3 separate regions of the Homo sapiens genome follow, and all the other regions are linked to region 3. A link is an interaction called in ENCODE POLR2A ChIA-PET data of the cell type or tissue named here. Cell type or tissue: OCI-LY7. All regions are shown on one strand. Each heading gives the region's core, and the rest is flanking DNA. Links, peaks and the distances in the headings are about the cores only.

Region 1 (7,595 bases), core at 1,157-6,156, 200 kb after region 3:
ATTATATATCTTTAAAATAAACTTCATTGAGAAATTACACATTTTAAAGCATTTTGATATATATTGCCAAAATGCTCTTCAGAAAGTCTTAACAGAATTGTACTCACATTTGCAGTATACAAATGTTTCTCTTACCATATTGTTGCTAGTACATATTGCGTATTAGCAGGTTTTATTATTCTAAAGTTCACGGACTAAAACATATCATCACAATCTGATTTAATTTACATTGTAATAATTAACAAGGTTGTACTTTTTTATGTTTAATACCCATTTGTATCATTTCTACATTCATGGATTTCCTTTGCTTTTTTAAATTTAAAATATAATCTCATTGCTTTGTTTAGCTTTTTAACACTACATGTTAATTGCAGAAAATTTAGAAAATAACAATATAAGAAATAAAACAAAACTTAGTCAGATACTCAGCCATATTGTAGATTTTTTTTAGAAAGAGAGATTTAGAAACAGAAATCACATACTTACCACATATACCAAATAATATTATGCCCTTTGTAGCTTTATAGACTGCTTTTGAATTATAGAACAGTTATTTTCCTATGTTATTAGGTATTGTTTTTAAAACATGATTTTTATATATGCACAAATGTATTTATATCTTAATTTACTTGATAATCGTCCTAACTTGGACACATAGGTTTCTTCCAAGTTTTGCTTTCATAAATAACAGAGTAATAAACATCTTTATCCTCAAGTTTTTTCATCTTTTACTATTATCCTCAGGATAAATTCCTGGAGGAAATGTTTCTATATAAAAAGTCATGAAGAGGTTTTTGTTTTGAGGCTTTTGATATATATCGTCAAACCCTATTCCAGCGTACACAGTCACCACCAAGTGGAAAAGTGTCTGTTTTGCGGCACTCTTGCCAAACTGGGTATTAAAATGTTAGGTGAAATTTGGCACCTCATTGTCATTTTCATGTTTGTTTCTTTGCTTACAATGAGCCTGACCATGTGTCTTCTGTTTCCAATCTAACAGGCCGCAGCGGGGAGTGGAGAAAGTGGGTTTTCTATGCTTGGCTTTTTCCTCCACCACTTGTTACAGAGTTGGGCAAAATGTTTTTAAACCATGTTTGTTAATTAGAATTTTAAAATAATTTTAGTAATGTTAATAGCTTTCACTAAAAACCTACCATTCTTTTCAGCCTTCAGCCTTACCCTCTTATAAGTCACTCTCCACATATCATCAGAGTGGTCTTTCCAAAACACAGACCTGATTGTTTCACCCCCTCTGCCTACAACCTTCAGTGGCTCACTATTACCTACAGGATAGAGTTCAAGCTCCTTGTCCTGACATTTGAAGCCTTCATGGTTTTACCTCAACATTCCTTTCCAGCCTCATCTCCTATAGATGCCCCAGACCTCCCCTTCCTGATGCCATGACTAATGTGTTACCCACATTACTCCTACTTGCTGTTTTTATTTCAGATGTAAGGCCTTTGTTCACACTGTTCCCCTTGCCTGAAATACCTTCTCTCTTTTTCACCTGGCAAAGGCTTTCTGAGCCTTTGAGATTTAGCTCAATGTCTGCTTTCCTGCTTCCCCGCTTCCCCGAAGAGAGAGCACTTTGGTCCTGTCCCTGTGTCTCATAACACAATGTTCACATCTCGTCATTATTTGTGCGTGTTCCCAGCTCCTCCACTACACTTTGAGTCCTTAAGGGCAGGAACTTAGCACACACATTTACCTCCCCGGTGCATAGACTAGCGCCTGGCAGAGAGTAAGGGCCTTGGAAATGTTTGTTGTTGGAGAACTGTGTCTCTCAGATAATTTAATATTTGATTATAAAGCTCACACTCTGGCACAAAAGCTGTCATTGAAGACATATAAATTAAAACACAAAATTCCTCATCAAAATGTCTCCCAGGAATGGCTGGGTCAGAGCAGTTGGCTAGCTGCTAAGGTGTTTAATAAAACCCCAGTTAATTAACAAGAAAAAGATTCCTTTGTGGTTTGCTTCACGGCGGAGGACAGCAAGAAGCTTATGCTGGAGACAGGTCTGGGTTTCATTTCAGGTTTCTTTCAGAAATTTTAGGGATAGAAGAGTAAAGGGGAGATAGGAGCTGTTTTTGACCCAGGCCAAGCTACTGAAGGGTTGCCCTAATTCCCCTGAGTCTGCAGTTCCCAGTCCGCCACACACTCTTGTTTCCCTGATGCTGGGAGAATAAATTAGTGCAATCTCTTTGAAGAGCAATGTGATAGTATGACAATGTGTACCCACTTTGACCTAGCATTCTACTGCTAGGAATCCAAGCTACAGAAATAACAGCTCAAATATGAAAGGAAATGGGTGTGATGATGTGTTGTTATTTCATTGCTTGGGGTAAGAATAAGCAATCTAAGGCCGGGTGCGGTGGTTCATGCCTGTAATCCCAGCACTTTGGGAGGCTGAGGCGGGTGGATCACGAGGTCAGGAGATCAAGACCATCCTGGCTAACACGGTGAAGCCCTGTCTCTACTAAAAATACAAAAAAATTTGCCAGGCGTGGCGGCGGGCGCCTGTAGTCCCAGCTACTCGGGAGGCTGAGGCAGGAGAATGGCGTGGACCTGGGAGGCGGAGCTGGCAGTGAGCCGAGATCGCGCCACTGCACTCCAGCCGGGATGACAGAGCAAGACTCCGTCTCAAAAAAAAAAAAAAAAAAAAAAAAAAAGAAAAGAAAAGAAAAAGAAAAAGAAAAAAAGAATAAGCAATCTAAGCTTTATCCAACTACAGAATCCACGGAAATGTTATAAAGAATAAGGTAGATTTGTATGCTCTGAGATGAAAGTGACAGCAGATACAGGATTCCATTTTGCAAAATAACAACAAAACTTTGTACATGAACACACACACACACATACACATACACACAGAGTTTGCCAAGCTATTAAGAAAGATCTAGTAGGATACACATCTAACTTCTAGGGAGCACATTATGGAAGAATCAAAGGAATACTTTCATTGTTTATTCTCACAAATATGTATTGTTTCAATTTTTACAAGCATTTATTAATTTTGAAGTTAAAGAGAAAATAAAGCACTTTATAAAGCTGGTTCCCAACTATCTTTTCAATTCTGACTCACATGGCTTCCGAATCGTGTTTTCTTTTTAAGCATATCCTATCTATTATGTGGTTTGATTGTCACAACAGACCCATGGTACATATCATTATTATCATTTCCATTTTACACATCAGGAAACTTGAATTCATGAATTCTGGTCTTCAATGCATCAAATTCACGATGAGAAAAGACCATAGCCAATGGTAGTACAAATGCTAAGAAAATAGCACCCTCTATTCTGCTAGTGAGAGAATAAATCCATACAAGCCTTCTAGGGAGCAATTTGACAATAACATATCAACATTCTTTAAAATCTGCATATCCTTTATCCTAGCAATTCCTTTTCTGGAAATTTATCCCAAGGACATAATTAAGGATGTGCACAGAGTTTCAGCTACAAGGATATTCATTTAAGAAGATGCTTACGATACTAAAAAATTGGAAACCACTGAAGTATCCAAGAATAGAAAATTACTTAAATAAATTATGTTCCATTCATACAAGAGAATACTATAAAGTCATTAAGTAGCAGTGAAAAGGCATATTTAATGGCAGGGAACACAATTCATGATACATTTTTAAAAGTAGGTCACAAACAGGCCTAGTGCAGTGGCACATGCCTATAATCCCAGTACTTTGGGAGGCCGAGGCAGGAGGATCACTTGAGCCTAGGCATTCGAGGCTGCAGTGAGCTATTATTACGGCACTGCACTCTGGCCTGGGTGACAGAGTAAAACTCTGTCTCTGGGGAAAAAAAAAAAAAGTAGGTCACAAACAGTCCATATTACATGAGTCCATTTTTGTTTTTGTTTTTTAACATATTTAGGCCGGGTTGCAGTGGCTCACACCTGCAATCCCAGCACTTTGGGAGGCCAAGGCAGGCAGATCACTTGAGGTTGGGAGTTCAAGACCAGCCTGGCCAACATGGCGAAACCCCGTCTCTACTAAAAACACAAAAATTAGCCGGGCGTGGTGACACGTGCCTGTAGTCCCACCTACTTGGGAGGCTGAGGCAGGAGAATTGCTTGAACCCAGGAGGCAGGGGTTGCAGTGAGCCAAGATCACACCACTGCACTCTAGCCTGGATGACAGAGAGATCCTGTCTCAAAAACAAAAAACAAAAACAAAAACATATGTAATATGCTTTTTTTAAAAATGGAAGAAAAACACACCAAAATGTTCATACTAATTACCCCTAGCGACTGAGAATACAGGAGATTTTTTTTTCATTTTCTCCTTTTCTTAGCTGTATTTTCACGACTCCCTCCGGCTAAATTTCTTACAATGAAAATGCATCGCTTTGAATAAGACAAAAATTGTATTGATTTGTTTTCAAGAAGATGCATCTTCTTATTCCTCCCCCGAAGCAAGTTTTGTAGTCTTGCCTATGTGCCTCCTTTCCTCCTAGATCAATGACCTATCCATAGCTACCCCGGCATTCTATAAAGCCAGCTCCTCCAGGAAGTCTGCCATGATCTCTGCTGGCTGCTGGGCTTCCTAGCTTACATTCAGCTTTCTGTCTGCTTGCACGGTAGTGTGACACTTACTGCCAAAGCCTGCTGGGATATGGCTTATCAGCCCAGGAAGCTTAAGGCATCCCCAAAGCGGCTGCTCAGTCCCTGTTTCTTTAAATAGATCTGGCTGCTTACAAAGCAGGTATTGGAGTGCCTAAAAGCCCAGCGGCCTTCAGAAGCCCCTGCCTCTGGCATTCGCTGGAGACTTTCCCACTCAACTGGTGTCACTCTGTTCTTCATGCTCAGCTTACAGAAGCCTTGGCTCGGTCTCAATGCTTCCCGCACCCTGTGGCTCCCCTTGCCCCGGCCACTGGTCTACATGTGCTTTGGAGTTCACCTTCCGGTTGCATTGATGCTCCAGATAATAATCAAAGCCATCTCCCCCAGGCCCTCAAACCCTGCGCCACTCACCCACACAAAGACAGGGGATGATAAAAACCATAGTTCTTGTGTGCTAAGCACCTGCTATATGCTTGGCACTTTACATGCCTATCTCCTTTACTCTGTAAAAATAACAACCGTAGCTATCATTGAGTCCTTTTTCTGTGCCAGCTACTGTACTCTTTATATGCATCTGCATTTCCCAGAGTATGAAAGAGAGGCTCAGAGGAGTAAAGTGAGTTGTCCAAGGTCACAGAGCTAGTAAGGAAGTGGTGGTGCCTCGTTTCAAACCAACCCTTGTCTGACTGCCAGCCTCATGCCCCTAATCCCTACCCTGTGCTGCTCTTATAACCACCCTGTGGGATAGGCAGGAAAGATGAGAAAACTGGGTTTCAGCAAGGTTAAATCTCAGTTCAGGGTCATTTTAACACAGCGTCAGAGGGACCTGAGAGCTTGCAGTGAGAAGATGCTGGTCTGGGTAAGGAACTGGGTGAATAGGAAGGTCACAGAAGGTGAGAGTCTGGTGTGGGTGAGGAATGGGGCTAGGTCCTCCACCAGGGAGGCAGGGATCCAAGGCTGGGCTCTAATCCTGGCAGGAGAAGTGCAGGCTGGGAAGGCAGCTTCCCAGGGCTCCCCTCCACCCCGGAAACACTACCCACCCATCTGGGACAGCATAGCCATTTCTCGATCATATCTGCCATTGTCCTTTGTCCCGGGGCTCAGGGACCATGTGGGGTTGTGTGTGCTGACAGAGGTGGAGGAGGGGGACTCAGGGCCTCTGGTGTCTGGGAGGCTCAGATAGGCCAGGGTGTTCTCTGTTCACCTGCTGGACACTGGGCTGCTATGCTCAGGGGCAATGGCTCATACCACATCTCCTCTATCTGGAGTGTAATAAAAAGATCCAGGTGCCTAAGGCAGCAAGGTGAATCTGGGCCCCAAAGTTCTCGGCTCAAGTCCTGGTCTACCACTGACTTGCCTGGGACTTCAGGTACATCACTTTCTGTCTTGGCATTGTAACAGCTCCTGTTGGGGCTGTGGAGCACTGGTGTGTGGGTAAGTGTTGTGAGAAGTAGAGTCAAGAGTAGCTGGTGTCAGCTGCCACGGTAGCTGCGATCCTAGCACTTTGGGAGGCCAAGGCAGGTGAATCTCTTGAACTCAGAAGTTCAAGACCAGCTGGAACAACATGGCAAAACCCTGTCTCTACAGAAAATACCAAAAATTAGCCAGGCATGTTGGTGTGCGCCTATAGTCCCAGCCACTCTGGAGACTGAGGCTGGAGGATTGCTTGAACCCAAGAAGTTGAGGCTGCAGTAAGCTGTGATTGTGCCACTGCACACTCCAGCCTGGGTAACAGAGTGAGACCCTGTCAAAAAAAAAAAAAAAAAAAAAAAAAAAAAAAAAAAAAAAAAGCAGGTATGTGACTTTGGAAAACAGTCTGGCAGTTCATCTAAAAGTTAAACATAGCATCCCTGTATGGCCCAGCGGATGCACTCCTAGGTATACACCCAACAGAAATGAAAACACATGTTCACACAAAAACTTTTACACGACTGTTCATAGCAGCGTTATCCACAGTAGTCAAAAAGTGGAAATAACCCAAAGCCACCAACCAATGAACGGATACCAAAATGCAGTATTTCCACATAATAGAATATTATTCAGCCATAAAAAAGAATGAAGTACTGATGAGTGTTATGACATGGAAGAATCTTGAAAACAGAAGCTAGGCACGAAAGGTCACATACTGTATGATTCCATTTTTATGATTGGCCAGAATAGGCCAATCCACAGAGACAGAAAGTAGGAGCAGGGGAAATTGGGGGAAGGGACAGCTAATGGGTACAAGGTTTCTTTTGGGGTATTGAAAATGATCTGGAAATAGTGATGATGGGTGCACAACCTTATGAATAGAATAAAAACCACTGAATTGTACACTTTAAGGAAGAATTTAAATGATAGGAGAATGGTTTGTTTTTGTTTTTGAGACAAAGTCTTGCTCTGTCACCCGGGCTGTCGTGCAGTGGTGCGATCTCAGCTCACTGCAACTTCCGCCTCCCGGGTTCAAGCGATTCTCCTGCCTTAGTTTCCTGCGTAGCTGGGACTACAGGCACCCACCAACACGCCCGGCTAATTTTTGTATTTTAGTAGAGACAGGGTTTCACCATGTTGGCCAGGCTGATCTTGAACTCCTGACCTCAAGCGATCTGCCCGCCTCCGCCTCCAAAGTGCTGGGAGAATGTTTTTAAAAGAGAGAATAGCGAGCATTTCCTTCTCCAGATTCCATGCTAAGCACTTCCCATGTGCCTTGTGTAATCCCCACATCAAACCTAGAAGAGAAGAACCCTCATTATGCTTATTTCATAGGTGAGGAAACTGAGGCAGGGAGCGGTTCAATAGCTTCCCCAAGGTGGCACAGCTCTGGTGCCACATGCAAATGCAAGGTCAGTGTGGACGGCATTGCACCTCCACTGAGACCACAGGGTACTTTGTACAAGCTTTTCCTGTGGACAGTCTCCTTGTTCATCTTCCCTATCAGCCCATGCGGGCCTGGAGAGCAGACACCTTATTCAGCGACTCCCCACAACACAGCTCAAGGCCTGGCTCATAGACGTCTGTTGAATGGAAGGAGCACTGCA
Region 2 (7,595 bases), core at 1,157-6,156, 230 kb after region 3:
GTCATTTCCAGTCTGATAGTTAAGCCTTTTTTCAACCTAGTCTCAGCTGTTTTCTTTAGCCTCAATTACCATCCCTCCCCATCTTCCCCCACCATAGCCATCCAGAAACCTCCTCTCACCTTTGAATGTCACCTCCCACCCCAGCAGTTCCTGACATCCCCCCATGGAGACTTAATTCCTCTCTTCTCTGGACCTTGTACACTTTTTCCAATGCCTGTGTTTGTACAGTCACTTGTTCACAGATGTTAGCTGTACACCTACTATGTGTCTGGCTCTGTGCAGACTCTGCGATTCAGCAGAACAAGACAGGCAGTGGCAAACTCCATCTCTAACTGGGGCAAGAAGAGGGGAAATTAAGGAGGCAATAAATAACCATACTGCCAGGAGGGCAGGGCCACGGCCAGACCCCGGACGGATGGACGGACTGCGAATGCAGCCAGCTCCCTCCCCTCCCCACTCTCCTCTCTCCTCCCCACCTCTCCTCTCCCTGTCAGCATCAGCGTCCTTCTGCTACTCATTTGGCTTCCCCTACTTTGTGGAAAACAAGAGAGCTCTCAGCTCCAAAGGCCTCACCGGGGAGAGTATAACTGTTTCCCCCCAAGTTCCAGTTTAAAATGAAACCAAAAACAACTGCGGGGAAGGACCTGGTTGGCCTGGCTTGGGCCAGCAGCCCACTCCTTCTGAGCCAGTAGCTATGGCTGGAGGGTGAGGTCATGTGCCAGCTCCTGTAACATGAGGTCATATGGCAACATGAGGTCACGTGACAACTGCAGGGCCCACCTGCCTAGACAGGGTGGGGAGAGGAGCTGGTCTCAAAAAGGAGGAAGTGCTTTTGAGAAGGAATGGTGTGGGGAGGGTGGGTTGGCCCTCAAACCAGTAGGGATCTCACAAGGCCAGCGGGGTGCTTGTTGTGGAGCCTTTGGGAGGCTGCAGTCCCAAGCGATCCTTACCTTTTTGGTGCCCTCGACCCCTTTGGCATCGAGTGAAGCCTGTGGACCCTTTCTCAGGATTTTTTGTTTGTTTGTTTGTTTTGTTTTTGAGACAGAGTTTTGCTCTTGCTGCCCAGGCTGGAGTGCAGTAGCACGATCTTAGCTCACTGCAATCTCTGCCTCCCAGGTTCAAGCAATTCTCCTGCCTCAGCCTCCTGAGTAGCTGGGATTACAGGCAAGCACCACCATGCCCAGCTAATTTTTGTGTTTTTAGTAGAGACTGGGTTTCGCCATGTTGGCCAGTCTGGTCTTGAGTTCCTGACCTCAGGTGATCCACCTGCCTTGGCCTCCCAAAGTGCTGGGATTATAGGCATGAGCCACCACACCAAGCCTCTCAGGATCATATTTTCAAATGCATCAAATAAAATATCTAGCATCGCAGAGTAAACCAATTACATTGGTTCTGTCCACAGCCCCCTTGAGGACTCAATATTGAAGGAGTGTGAAAAGACAGGTTAATTAGAGATTTGCTCAGACATCTCCTGGAGGAAGGTGGTGGGAGCCGTGGCCTTTCCCTTGAGGGTGGAAGTTGGTGGACCCGTCTGGGTCTGGGGTGGCCCTGGGGAAGCTGGTAGTGAAGGGAAATGGGAGTGGGTTGACTGCTAAGACAAAGGTGACACCAGTCAGGGAGCTTGGCTGCTGGTGGCAAGCACAGACTCCAGCTAACCTGAAGGAGTGGTTTGTAAAAGTATCGGACTCCAGCTAACCTGAAGGAGTGGTTTGTAAAAGTATCGGGTAGCTCATGCAATTGACGGAGAAACTAGAGAAACAGGCTTGACGAGAACCCAGAGAGTTAAGATCTGCCAAGCTGCCACCTGGGAGCTGACTGCCGGCCAGCTGGTCACTGTGGCCCCATCTGACACCTCCAGCCATGGAGATGACGCCCACACAGCACGAGATGTCCTTCTATGGCGGCACCCTTTAAATGGCAGACTGACTCTGTGCCTCAATGTCACTCTACAGAGTCCTGGGAGGGCATGTCCAGCTGGCCACACTCTAGGCTGCACGTCCATATTCTAGTCACTGGAAGCACAGAAGATCTGTCCCAGGCAGCTTCTGTGGGGAGAGGCGGGGGGGGGTCCTTCCACTATCTTGGGATTCTCCTAATAGATGCTGGTCAACCAAAGGGGTGAATGTCTGATGGCTGGTTCTGAGGTGTGTGTGTATGTATACACAGAGAATATGTGTGTATGTGTACATCGGGCCATGTGTCATGGCTCACGCCTATAATCCAAGCCAGGAGTTCAAGACCAGCCTGGGCAATATGGTGAAATCCCATTTCTACTAAAAATACAAAAATTAGGTGTGGTGGTACATGCTTGTAATCCCAGCTACTTGGGTGCTGAGGCATGAGAATTGCTTGAACCTGGGAGGTGGAGGTTGCAGTGAGCCAAGATTGTGCCACTGCACTCCAGCCAGCCTGGGGGACAGAGTGAGAATGTCTTTAAAAAAAAAAAAAAAAAAAAGCGTACGTGAACTAAGCTATGTCCCCTCTTAAGTGCTGTTTTGTTGGGATTTCAGGCCTGTGGCATTATCTAATGACGTGAAACTCAGGATACAGGCTCCTAACTTTCCCCTCAAAAAGGAAATACTGCTGGGCTTGAGACAGAGAATAGGATGAATAGGACCTTTCAGGAAATAAACCAGACCTTCCAGCTTCTTCTCTGCAATCTTTTAGAAACCAGGACTGCTGGCTGGGCGTGGTGGCTCATGCCTGTAATCCCAACACTTTGGGAGGCTGAGGTGGACAGATCAGGAGGTCAGGAGTTCAAGACCAGCCTGGCCAACTTGGTGAAACCCCATCTCTACTAAAAATACAAAATTAGCCAGGCGTGGTGGTGGGTGCCTGTAATCCCAGCTACTCGGGAGGCTGAGGCAAGAGAATAGCTTGAACCCAGGAGGCAGAGGTTGCAGTGAGCAGAGATTGCACCACTGCACTCTAGCCTGGGTGACAGTGCGAGACTCTGTCTGAAAGAAAACAAACAAACAAAAAAAAACCAGGACTGCTGACTTCTTTTGGACTGACTTAGGAAGGACACTGGGAGTCTTGAACTTACCCTGGCATGGGACTTCTCTCTTGTGAGAAGTAAATGGACTTCTGGTGATCAATGGGACGAGGGTGCAAAAAGATGGTCCTTATTCTGAACCTCAAGCTGGGGACATGGGACATAAGTGACCTGTGTTTGCTGTTGCTCCCCCATCCCCATCTCACAACACTGGACTGTGAGCTCTGGCAGGGCAGGTCTGCTGTCTCATTCCTCTGCTCATGCATCTTCCAGCCCAGGCACCAAGACCTGGACAGTTGTTCACCAGCCTTTCTCTTCCTCCTGGGCACAGAGCCAGGTGACACCTCCCGGCTTCCCTGTGGTTAGGCATGACATGTGACTGAGCCTTGACTAGTGGGACATGGACGGAAGTGACATGGGCCACTTCTGGCCTGGACCATAAAAACCTTCAATGTGTAATCCTCCAAATTCTTCCCTCATCCAGACGAAAGCAGATGATTCTGAGTTCTAGGAAAAGGTGTCACCACAATAAGGAGGGAGGCTGGGTCCCTGAATCACGTAGTGGAAGGCTCATTGACCAACCAGGAACTCTGTCCTGTGAGCAAGAAAAGTCTATTGTGTTACTGGGGTGGGGGTGTTTATTAGAGCAGCTAAGGTGATACTAATACGCTCAGAAAATAGTTGCTGAACCGAGTTGTTCTGTGATCCTGGATAAAGCACTGCCCTGTCTGGGCCTCAGTTTCCTCAACTATATGAGAAGGCTGGACCAGGTAATCCCTAGGCACCCTTGCTCCTGGGAAAAAGGAGGACTTTAGCTACACACACACACACACACACACACACACACACACACACACACACGCACTCACACTCACCCTGTCACGCACACTCCTGCAGTGGGGCTGTTTCCATAGGGACAGGTCCTGAAATGCCTTTCTGGATACAATTTCTCACGAGCACCCAAACAAGGACAACGTTCCAGAACCTTGTTTCTAACAAATGTCGGTAAAACAAAAACACCCGCTACAGACCCATAAAATGTGAAGACCAACTCCAGTGATAAAATATGTTCGTTTCTATGTATTTTTATAGCTTTCCGGATAATAAAAGGAACCGTGTTCTAATCGGATGCGTTTGTTAAATCAGTGTGCAGTGCCTCTACCCTCCTCTTCATGCACAGAGAGAGCTGCAGGGAGACAGGAAGTAGCAGCTTTTGTCATTACCTTGGGAACCTTTGGGACCAAAGGCCATCCTTATTGCTGTTTTCCCAACTCCTCCAGGAATGGTGGGAAGCAGCGTGCATCAGGGAAGGTAGGAACAGCAGAAGTTGTCAAAGATGCTTCTTCCCTAGCTTCTAGGACAGTTTCTCTTTTTATTCTCATGGGGAGAGAGGTACCAGGGTTGCTGCAGAGATGGGCTGGGGCTTGGTCAGGTAGGCTCTGGGATCACGACGGGGGTTCACACATACGTGCCAGGCACTGTTCTAAATGCTTTGGATATATAATACTAACGTTAAAAAAATAACTTCAGCTTTTATTTTAGATACAGTAGGTACATGTGCAGGTTTGTTACATGGGTATATTGACTAGTCTAAACTTCATGATAACCTTTGTGTAGGCCCTCATTTTACAGAGAGGGAAACTGAGGCATAAGGAGGTTGACAACTTGGCCAAGGTCACACAGCCAGTGAGTAGAGAAGTTGGTATTCCCACGCAGCCAGCTTTGTCTCCAGATCTGCCTCTCTAGGCTAAGGCTAAGGGTTTTTGTTTGTTTGTTTGTTTGTTTTTTTGAGACAGAGTCTCACTCTGTCACCAAGGCTGGAGTGCAGTGGTGCAATCTCTGTTGCAGAGACCACAATCTCTGTCTCCTGGGTTCAAGTGATTCTCATGTCTCAATCTCCTAAGTAGCTAGGATTACAGGCACATGCCACCACGCCCAGCTAATTTTTAAAATATTTTTAGTAGAGATGGGGTTTCTCTATGTTGGGCAGACTCCGGACGTCAGGTGATCTGCCCACCTCAGCCTCCCAAAGTGTTGGGATTACAGGTGTGAGCCACCATGCCTGGCCTAAGAGAAGGGTTTTAATCCATATCCTAAAAGCAGAGGAAGAGAGCAGCAAAGTGAACACAGACTGTATACTGTGGTCTGTGATTCTGCCCCACAGGTGACATTGGGCGACATCTTGAGACATGTTTGGTTGTCACAAGTGGGGATGAGGTGCTACTGGCATCTGGTACATAGAGGCCAGGGATGCTACAAAACACCCTGCACTGCACACAACAGTTCCCAACACAAAGAATGCTCCAGCCCCAAATGTCAATAACCCAAGACTGAGAAACCCTGCTCAGAGGTCAGACGGGCTGCAGCCTCTGCCACTCTCCAGCTGTGTGGCCCTGGGCAACTGACTTCCCCTCTCTGAACCTCAATGACTTTAGGAGAACTTTGGGTAAGGCAATCATGAGACAAAGCCTGACACATAGGAAGTACCCAATAAATAACAACAATGACTGTTTTCCTCTGATTCTCCCCTGACCGTCGCCATCTCTCACCCTGCCCCAGGCCCTGCCACATTTCTTGACCAAAAAACAGAACCAAGCTCTTAACAGTGAACTTGGGAGAGTTATGAGTTTATATTCCCCTGCTCCCTTCTAGCTCTGCCGACGTCTTCCGCTCCTCTAATTACTTATTTAAAGACTATCGATTCCTTGGGCTGCTGCTGGGAGGCCTCGCAGAATTGCATGTCTCGCAAATAGCAAGAGAGCCGTGGCCTAGCGACTGGGGCCGCAGCCTGACATAACCAGGCAGGGGGTTATTTTCGCCCGGGATACTTGTGAAATATTCATGTGCTGATTTAAATACTGAGGATGTCAGAGCTGGAAAGGGCCAGAGAGATCATATCGGCAGAGTTTGCCCTCACTGGAGACTAGGCAGCTAGATGGGGTGGGGAGGGTGCCTGGCAGAGATGGGCACTGGCAGAAGCAGGTTCAAGATGGATACCAAGGCCTCAGACTCAGTGCGTTGTGACCTTGGGCAGGTCGCTCGCCCTTTCTGGGCCATTGATCCCTCATCTGTAATGAAAGGGAGTTGTGAGGCTGAAATGGGATGGATATGTAAGAATAACTCAGTATAGAGTGGGCCTGCAAAATGTAATTGCATTTGAAGTCAGCAAGCCTGTCTGAGCCTGGATTTCCTCCTCTGGAAACTTCCTGGGGCTGATCAAGTTATATAAGATGACAGATGTGTGAACACTTTATACCAAGCAAAGTGATGGCTGACAAATGTTAAGTGTGTTTAATTAGCATGTGTGAGTGCCCACTATGTCCCAGGTGTTGTGCTAAGTGCTTAAAAAAACAGGCAATAGCTTTCTGAAACTCCCAACATGCATGGCGGAAGGTATCGTTATCTGAGTTCCAGTGGTGTGCTGGTAAACTGCTGGGGGAAGGTGAGGGGGGATCCCTGATGTGTAATGTTTGCCAATTTCCTTGGTGTAAATACTCCCACTATGGTTGATTTCAAGCTACCAATATGATATCACTGAACACAGAATTGGGAAGAATCTGCACCAATGGATCTCTGTCTTACAGAGGAGGAAACTGAGGTCCAAAGAAATAGGTTGAGTGCCTTGCCCCAGATAATTGGCTGAACCAGGTCAATCTCCCCCTAAATCTCACCACTTAACTACCTCCTAGGGTTGAGTCAAATGGGGTCGCCGAGCCTCAGAGATGGGAGTGACTTGGCCAAGGTCACACCTCATGATGGTCTAGAACTAGGACAGGGCCACACCTCCTTTCTCCCAGTCCAGTGTTCTTCCCATCAAGGGCTCAGGCCAATGTGGGGGCCACACTTGCCCTCCCCTCCTACCCCAAGCTTGCTCAGGAAGGCAACAGAACCTCACTTTACAAAGCGCCAACCCTAGGCTGGGCCCTGTGCCAGATAATTACATACGACATTCTCTCATTGATTATTCCCAGCCGACCTGTGAGGCAGGAATTCTGATTGCTAATTGATGGAGGAGGAAGCCCAGGCTCAGATTGGTGAAGTGACTTTCCCAAGGCTACAGAGCCAGGACGTTGTAAAATTCAAAACCACATCTACAGTCACTCCAAAGCCCACATGCTTTCCTCTCCAGCATTCAGCCGGGCCCTCATCCAGCCCACAGACTGCCTGACTCATGGAGGGCTTTAGATGGAAAGCCCGCAGGCATTCATAGACCCATTTGTTAAAAAACAAAACAAAACAAAACAAAAAGTACCTTTCTCTGCCTCAGTGATTTTTTTTCTTTTTCTTTATTCTTTCTTTTTTGAGATGGAATCTTGCTTTGTCATCCAGGCTGGAGTGCAATGGCACAATCTCGGCTCACTGCAACCTCCGCCTCCTGGCTTCAAGCAATTCTCCTGCCTCAGCCTCCTGTGTAGCTGGGATTACAGGCACGTACCACCACACCCAGCTAATTTTTGTGTTTTTAGTAGAGGCAGGGTTTCACCATGTTGGCCAGGCTGGTCTCAAACTCCTGACCTCAGGTGATCCACCTGCCTCAGCCTCCCAAAGTGCTGGGATTATAGGCATGAGCCACCACGCCTGGCCGTCAGTGATATAATTT
Region 3 (7,595 bases), core at 1,189-6,188:
GGATTCTAATGCCAGCTACTCTGCTTTCAGCTCACCTTGGACACCTTGTAAAATGAGGGGTGGTAAAATAATAGCTATGTCACAGGGTATAGAGAGAATTACATAATTAGATGTATATGAAAGCATCATTAAAAAAAAATCAGGCACAGGCATTGTTAGCGCCCTCTGCTTGTCTGCTTGTCATCTACAAATAACTGAATTTAACAGGGAAGGCTCCTCTTTGCAGTTTTTGCAGGGAGAATGTTTCAAGGTCATTAGCCCTCAATGACCAGAACCTGAGGTCTTTTGATGGCTTTTTGGCTTACCACAGTCTGCTCATCAGGGTTGAGTTTCCTCCTTACGGTGCAAATTCCCAGCATATCCTCTGTTCCTCTTTGTAGAAACACTATATGGGTCATTCTCTCCCTGTTCGGGTATTTCTGCCTAGTGAGTGGAGGGAGGCAGGTGTACATGGAGCAGGGACTACTGAAGCAGGGCCAGAGGTGTGTGCCTAACACAGCCCTCATAACAGCCATGGGTCATGCAGAAAGGAGGAAAAAAAGGAAAAGAAAAAAAATATGGGTCTTGAATAGGAGCCTTTGTGTCCTACAATGAAATTAAGAGGCAGCTTAGGCTAAAATTCCAGGTGGATTTTTAGTTTGAGCTGTTGTATTTTCCAGTCTAACAGGCCCAGTATTAACAGTGACACCCACTAGTGAGTCGTAGACTACTTATGTTCTTAAAACCTGCCCCTAAACAGTATAAACCCTTTTTCAAGTCATCTTATCCTGACACAGTAGTGAGAGAACCAGGTTTCATTCCTGATATTAGGAGTGCAAAATAATAAGAATTATAATATGAGCTCCCATTTACTGATGATTTGTGGTGCTAGGCACTATGATAAGCATTTTACTAAACTTTGATCTCTCTTACCCTTACCTCAGCCTTGAGAGAACAGTAATGTAAGTTCCATTTATGGATGAGGATTTGTTTTTTTTAACAGCTATAAAACTTGAGATTCAGTTGAAGGTACCCAGGAAGAAGCAGAGCCAGGCCCATGGAACTGGAATGCCCAGGCTTTTTTTTTACAGTGCCAGCCTGTTTCCACAGTAAATATGGGACAAGGAGCTATGAATCAATGTCATAACCGTATCAAAAACATGAGGACCAGGGATTGTGACATAAGAGCTAACATTTCTTGAGCACTTACCAAGTGCTAGGCACTGTTCTAAGTGCTTTCTATATATTATCAAATCCTCAGAGTAGGCCGTGTTGTAGAAGGGATATAATTATGATCCCCATTTTACTGATGAGGAAACTGAAGCAAAAAGAGGTTAAATATCCCACACAGATCACCCAGCTAGTGGCCAAGCCCTCAAATTGAAGGGCTGACACCAGAGCTCACCCTCCTAAGCAGGCGGCAGGGCTCAGGAGCATCACACCAGGGCCCATCCTGCAGTCATCTAAAATGCTGCAGACACACCTTTCCCACACTCACTTTCCCTTCCCAAGTTAGACTTCTCTCTGTAGTTTCTTCTGAATCATCACTGAAAATCAGCTAGATTCTTCCTCACTGAAGGGAGGAGTGTGGGGCCCTTTCATTATTTTTTTACTTTAGGGACTTAGGTTTTTGAAAGAACGTCATTCCTTTGAGCTCTTTCCTTCCTGCATCTCAGAGAAAAGCTCTGGTGTGAGGCTTTAAAATTTCCAGGGCCCTCTTGTATTTTCGGTTGATTATACATCACTTTTGTTATTCATCACCTGTCACTTTTGCTGTTCTTCACACAACAGCTGTGGAGAAATTCCATGCCAGCCACTTAATTCCTCGGTGACCCCAATCAAGCTTTCTGTATGAAATGGGAGTAATGACTAGACCTGACACTGGTGTTAAAAGGATGAGGGGAAGCTATGGAAGGTCCCTGCAGAGCTGATAGGACCATGTCCGAGTCCCCTCTAGCAGGGTCACTCCTCTGTGTTGAGACAGACATGAGAGTGAAGGAAACTTGCTGGTGAGCCCAACTGCTGTCCAGCAGGATGTAAACTCTGCCTCAGCTCCTTATTAGTTCTGTGACATTTTGCAGATTGCTGAACTTGCCCCATTGAGTTAGCTTGGCCCCTTTATTAAAAATCAATTGACCCTAAATTGGCGGGTTCACTTCTTGATTCTGTCTGCTCCGTCTGTTTCTGTGTCTATCCTTAAGCCAATACCACACTGTCTTGCTTACTGTAGCTTTATAATAAATCTTAAAATCAGTTCATGTGAGTTCTCTGACTTTGTTGTTCTTTGCATTTCTGTATCAGTGTTAGAATCAGCTTATGAATATCTAGAAATAAAAGCCTCTGGCTTTTGAGTGAGGTTCATGGAATCTGTAGATCAATTTGGGGAGAACTGACATCTGAACAACAGTTGAAGCATTCAATCCAGAACATGTTAAAATTTTCCTTTATTAAGATCTTTTTCAGTTTCTCTCAGTAGCAATGTTTTTTAGTGTTCAATTTACAAGACGTGCATGTTTTAATCTATTTTTGTAAAGTGGTATTGTTTTTTAAATTTCATCTTCCAGTTGTGTATTGCTAGTCTCTAGAGATGCAGTTGGTCTTTGTGTTGTGACCTTGTATCCTGTGACCTTGTAAAAACTCATTTGTTAGTCTGGCAGCTTTTTAAATATATTTTTTCAGATTTTCCACATATACAATCATATCATCTCTGAATACAGTTTTTCTTCCTTTCATATTTATCTGCCTCTCTTTTTCTTGTCTCACTGCACTGACTAGCATCTTCAGAATGATGCTGAATGGTTAGAGTGGACATCATTGCCTGGTTCTGGACATTAGCTGTAGGTTTTTCGTAGAGTAGGTTGAGGAAATAAATTCTCCTCTGTTCCTGTTTGCTGAGAGTTTTTGTCATGAATGGGTGTTGAATTTTGTCAAATGCTTTTCCTGTGTCTGTTGAGATAATCATTTGGTATTTCTCCTTAATTTTGTTAATATAGTGAAATAAATTCACTTTTCAATGTAAACCAACCTTGCATTCCTAGGATAAACTCCAGTTGGGGTTTCTATTTTTTATTAAAGATTTTAATTCTTATTAAATATTTATATGTTCATAAGGAATATTTGTCTGGAGTTTTATTTAATGTTTTTGTCTGGTTTTGTCATTAGGGAATGCTGGCCTCGTAAAATGAAGTGAGAAGTGTTCCCTCTTGTTTTCTTGAGGACTTTGTATATGATTGTTCTTTGATTAAGTCTTTAGTTCCCTAGTGAAGTCACGCAGACCTGAAATTTTCTTTGCAGGAAATTAATTGTGAATTCTTTTTCTTTTCTAGATATGGAGCTATGCAAATTTTCTAATTTTTCGTGTGTCTGTTGTTATAATTTGTGTCTTTCAAGTAATATATCCATTTCATCTTAAGTATGTTGATATAAGGTTGTTTGTATTCTTTTAATATTTATAAGATATGTAGAGATGTTTCATTTTCATTCCTGATGTACGTCATTTCTTTTTCCCACTTTTCCATAACCAACTTAGCTAGAAGTTTATCAGTTGTGTTGATCTTTTCAAAAGCCAGCTTTAGCCTGGGCAACATGGCAAAAATTAGCTGGCTGTGGTGTCACATGCCTATATTCCCAGCTACATAGGAGGCTTAGGTGAGAGGATCACTTGAACCCGGGAGGCAGGGGCTGCAGTGAACCGAGATCATGCCACTGCACTCCAGCCTGGGTGACAGAGTGAAACCTTGTCCCAAAAAAAAAAAAAAAAAAAAAAAAAGCCAGCTTTTGCTTTTATTGAGTTTTCTCTGTTGTCTTGTTTCATTGATTTCTGCTTTTACTTTCTTTGGGTTTCATTTGCTCTTTTTCTGGCTTCTTAAAGAGGAAGTTTGAATAACTCTGGACCTTTCTTCTTTTCTAAAATAAGCATTTAAAGTTATTAATCTCAGCCAGGCACAATGGCTCATGCCTGTAATCCCAGCACTTTGGAGGCCAAAGCAGGAAGATTGCTTGAGCCCAAGAGTTCAAGACCAGCCTGGGCAATATAGCAAGAATTTGTCTCTACAAAAAATTTTTGAAAAATAGCTGAGCATAGTGACACATGCCTGTAGTCCCAGCTGCTTGGGAGGCTGAGATGGGAGTATTGTTTGAGCGCAGGAGTTCAAGGTTATGGTGAGCTATGATCGTACCACTGCATTTTAGCCTGGGCAACAGAATGTGACCCTGTGTCTTTGAAGAAAAAAAAAAAAAATCAGAAATCTCCATGTAAGCACTATTTTCAGCTGCATTCCACATACTCTGATGTGTTGTGCTTTTATTTTCATTCAGTTCTTGTGATTTATTCTTTCACTTATACAAGTTTATTAGTAGTATGTAATTTAATTTCCAACTATTGTTTTTCCCAGAAACTTTTCTGTTATTTTTCATTTATTTCTGTTGTGATCAGAGATTATATCCTGCCTGATTTTAATCCTTTTAGAATATACCATTACTTATTTTATGGCTTATCATATAATCTATTTGGGTGAATGTACCACATACACTTGGAAAGTATGTATGTTCTGTTGTGAGTGGAGTGTACTGTGTCAATTAGGCCAAATTGGTTGATAGTGCTCAAGTCTTATGTAGAACAACTTGATTTTCTCTGCTTGTTCTGTCGCTTCCTGAGAGAGCACAGTAGAAGGTTCTGTGACTCTAACTGTGCATTTTTCTTTTTCTCCTTTTAGTTGTGTAGGGATTTGTTTCATGTAATTTGAATTTCTGCATACATTTTGGATTGTTACACCTTCAAAGGGTATTACCAAGGACAAAGAGGGACATTTCATAATGATAAAAGAGTCACTCTTTTACCAAAGTAAACAGATGGAAAAAGATGTACATACCACACAATACCATGAAAACTGGACTGGCTATAGAAATGTCAGATAAAGTAGATTTCAGGACAAAGGGTATTACCGAGGACAAAGGGTATTACCAAGGACAAAGAGGGACATTTCCTAATGATAAAAGAGTCACGCAATTTAATTGCGTGCATTTGCAGTTTGCCAGTAATTAATGGCCTTTTGAATCTGCGTATCATGCCATTCTCAGTTCCACCTTTTTTTCTCTCTCTTTTGAGACTGAGTCTCGCACTGTTGCCCAGGCTGGAGTGCAATGGTGCGATCTTGGCTCACTGCAACCTCAGCCTCCTGGGTTCAAGCTATTTTGCTGCCCTAGCCTCCCAGGTAGCTGGGATTACAGGCGCCTGCCACCACGCCCGGCTAATTTTTTGTATATTTTTAGTAGAAACAGGGTTTCACTATGTTGGCCAGGCTGTTCTCAAATTCCTCACCTTGTGATCTGCCCACCTTGGCCTCCCAAAGTGCTGGGATTACAGGCGTGAGCCACCGCACCTGGCCCAGTTCCCCATTTAAGGACCCAGCTCTCTGGAACCTGTTTCTTCCAAAGAAGATACAGGAAAGGAAATAGAGTATAGTGGAAAACTCAGTGGCCCAGTTACACTACTTTAGGTGATGTCAGAATTTCAGGGAAATCCTATCCATATCAGGAGCCCAGCAGAGACCCTCTGTATTTAGTCCTTGAGTCTTCTCTAATATGGTATAGTCAGTCCTTCTTCAGTTATCTTTGGAGTGCCCAGCACCAGGAACTCGTATGTCAGGCAAAAGTATATCATTTTCACTAGAACTCACAGATACGCCCACTAGACCTTTTGCATGCTTTAGAAAAAGACTGGAGTGGAGAGTGGCCATTAAAGATAAGAAAAAGTGCCAGGAAAGGGGCAGCCTCCTTTATCAGGTAATAACAAGAGAAAAATGCCAGACGGGTTGGATGAAGCAGAGGAAACACAGCTTGGAGGAAGAAAACCAGTTTATTAATAATAATGATGGCTACCTTTTATTGGTGTTTACTGTATTCCAGGCACTGTGCTGAATGCTTTTCTTGCCTTATCCCTCAGATGAAGAGCCGGAAGCTTAGAGAGGTTCTCAATGACTTGTCCAAGTGGCACATGGTCAGTGAACAATGGGCGATGAGTCCAGGCTGTCTGATGCCAAAGGCTAAGCTCCTAACTACTGCCCTGCACTACCTCTGAGCAAGAGACTGGGACAGGCACTTATGCATGAGTGTATTCTCATTGTGACCCTGGGGATATAATTTCCCCTCTCTGAATCAGAGTTTCCCCATCATCTTAAAATGGGATTATGCTAAGTAATGGAAATCCTTTGCAGTTCCCAATTCTTGTTTTGTGACAGCATATCTTAAATGTTTCAGGCTGAGGAAAAGGCAGATGCTCTGAATAAGGAGCTGCTGATGACCAAACAGAAGTTGATTGATGCAGAAGAAGAGAAAAGACGGCTGGAAGAAGAGTCTGCTCAGGTAAGGGAACTCTCCCACATTCCTCTGTCTTGCAAATGCTTGAGAACTGGGAGTTCAGCTGGTGGCTTCCTGTTGGCACTAGAAAACCTAGAGACATCTGGCTTCAGTTTCTTTCCAAAGACTTTTTTTTTCCCCCTACTGTGTAAAGTCCAATGGTTCCTAATTAAAGTCTAGGAGGAGACAGTGGGTTGAAGCCCATCCTTTGTTGGGGCAGGAGAATTTCTGTGTATCAGCATCTGAGCATAACAAAGAAGAGGGGGTAGAATTCCTGCAGAAGGAAAGCACACATCATATAATGCCTGGCTGTTTCCCTACTTGTCCTCTGCTGTCTCCCTCATAGAGCAAGCTTGGGAAGTCTTGTTCTGAGCCAGTGCTCCATAGTCATTGGAGACACAGACCTGCAGGCATGGGAAGAGCTCTGGGTGCTGTGCGCCTGGGAGCAGTCCCCTCCCCTGTCACACCACGGTCGTCCAGGAGGCAGGACTGGCTGGGGTGAGAGACTGCAAAGCCCTTTCTACAGAAACCATGAGATGCTGAAAACCCGCAGTCCTCTTATGAGCTCTTTGGTTTGTGTCTGGTCTGTCAGTGAAGGTCCACAGGTTGGCTTGTACTGGCAGGGAAGACCTTCAGCAGAAGCCTCAATCTGAAATGGGGTCTGACGTTTTTGGAAGTTTTAACTGTTCTCTCCCTCTCCTGCATCAGGAACAGGGGATTAGTGCTGCCAAGATTGAAGGAAGAAAGTAGCTGAATTAGAGGACTTCCAGGGTTTGGTTCAGCAGTTTTTGGGAAGCCTAGCACTAAGCGGTTGGTGGCAGAACTTCCTTTATTTTTCTGTTAACATAGTCCCTTTTGTTTTTTTATGTGTGCAGTTAAAAGAAATGTGCCGTCGGGAACTCGACAAGGCAGAATCTGAGATTAAAAAAAACAGTTCTATCATTGGTGACTATAAGCAGGTAGGTTCCAGTACCCTGGGATTGGGCTGTGTAATCTGGGAGCCCCTAGTCTGGATAAAATGTATACCCGCCCCCCACCCCCAAACCCAAATGCAAGCACCCTGGTTTCAGATCCTGGCTCTGCCCCTGCACTGACAAGTGGCTTCACTTATTCTCAGTTGTAAAAGAAGGAAAATCATCCCTGCCTAGGAAGGTTGTTACGAGGATTTAAAAAGACCATGTTTGTAGAGTGCCTGGCAGTGCCCAGCACATAGTAGGTACTTAAAACCACAGTATGTTTTGGTATGTATTTCAGATTCA

What was found. Peaks named below come from ENCODE experiments on the same cell type or tissue, not always from the same donor. Only the 100,000 strongest peaks of a DNase experiment are listed, where the experiment ranks them.
Region 1: POLR2A ChIA-PET joins it to region 3 with 9 read pairs; 3 of 35 experiments call an interaction of 5 or more read pairs at or near these places.
Region 2: POLR2A ChIA-PET joins it to region 3 with 7 read pairs; 3 of 35 experiments call an interaction of 5 or more read pairs at or near these places.

What each region holds. Positions count from the first base shown.
Region 1 is chr9:123,295,093-123,302,687 of GRCh38, forward strand. No RefSeq gene overlaps it. Among named protein-coding and RNA genes, the nearest start is that of STRBP, 30 kb to the left of the region's middle. In OCI-LY7, for the core only: no CTCF peak of the experiment used is centred there; no DNase peak of the experiment used is centred there.
Region 2 is chr9:123,326,129-123,333,723 of GRCh38, forward strand. No RefSeq gene overlaps it. Among named protein-coding and RNA genes, the nearest start is that of CRB2, 26 kb to the right of the region's middle. RefSeq lists enhancers at 130-631, 632-1,131. In OCI-LY7, for the core only: no CTCF peak of the experiment used is centred there; a DNase peak (open chromatin) is centred at 3,334.
Region 3 is chr9:123,091,504-123,099,098 of GRCh38, forward strand. It overlaps RABGAP1 (RAB GTPase activating protein 1), which reads left to right. Exons shown (of 26, transcript NM_012197.4): 22 at 6,238-6,342; 23 at 7,212-7,295. Among named protein-coding and RNA genes, the nearest start is that of MIR600, 16 kb to the right of the region's middle. In OCI-LY7, for the core only: no CTCF peak of the experiment used is centred there; a DNase peak (open chromatin) is centred at 3,839; H3K4me3 peaks cover 676 bases; H3K27ac peaks cover 1,223 bases.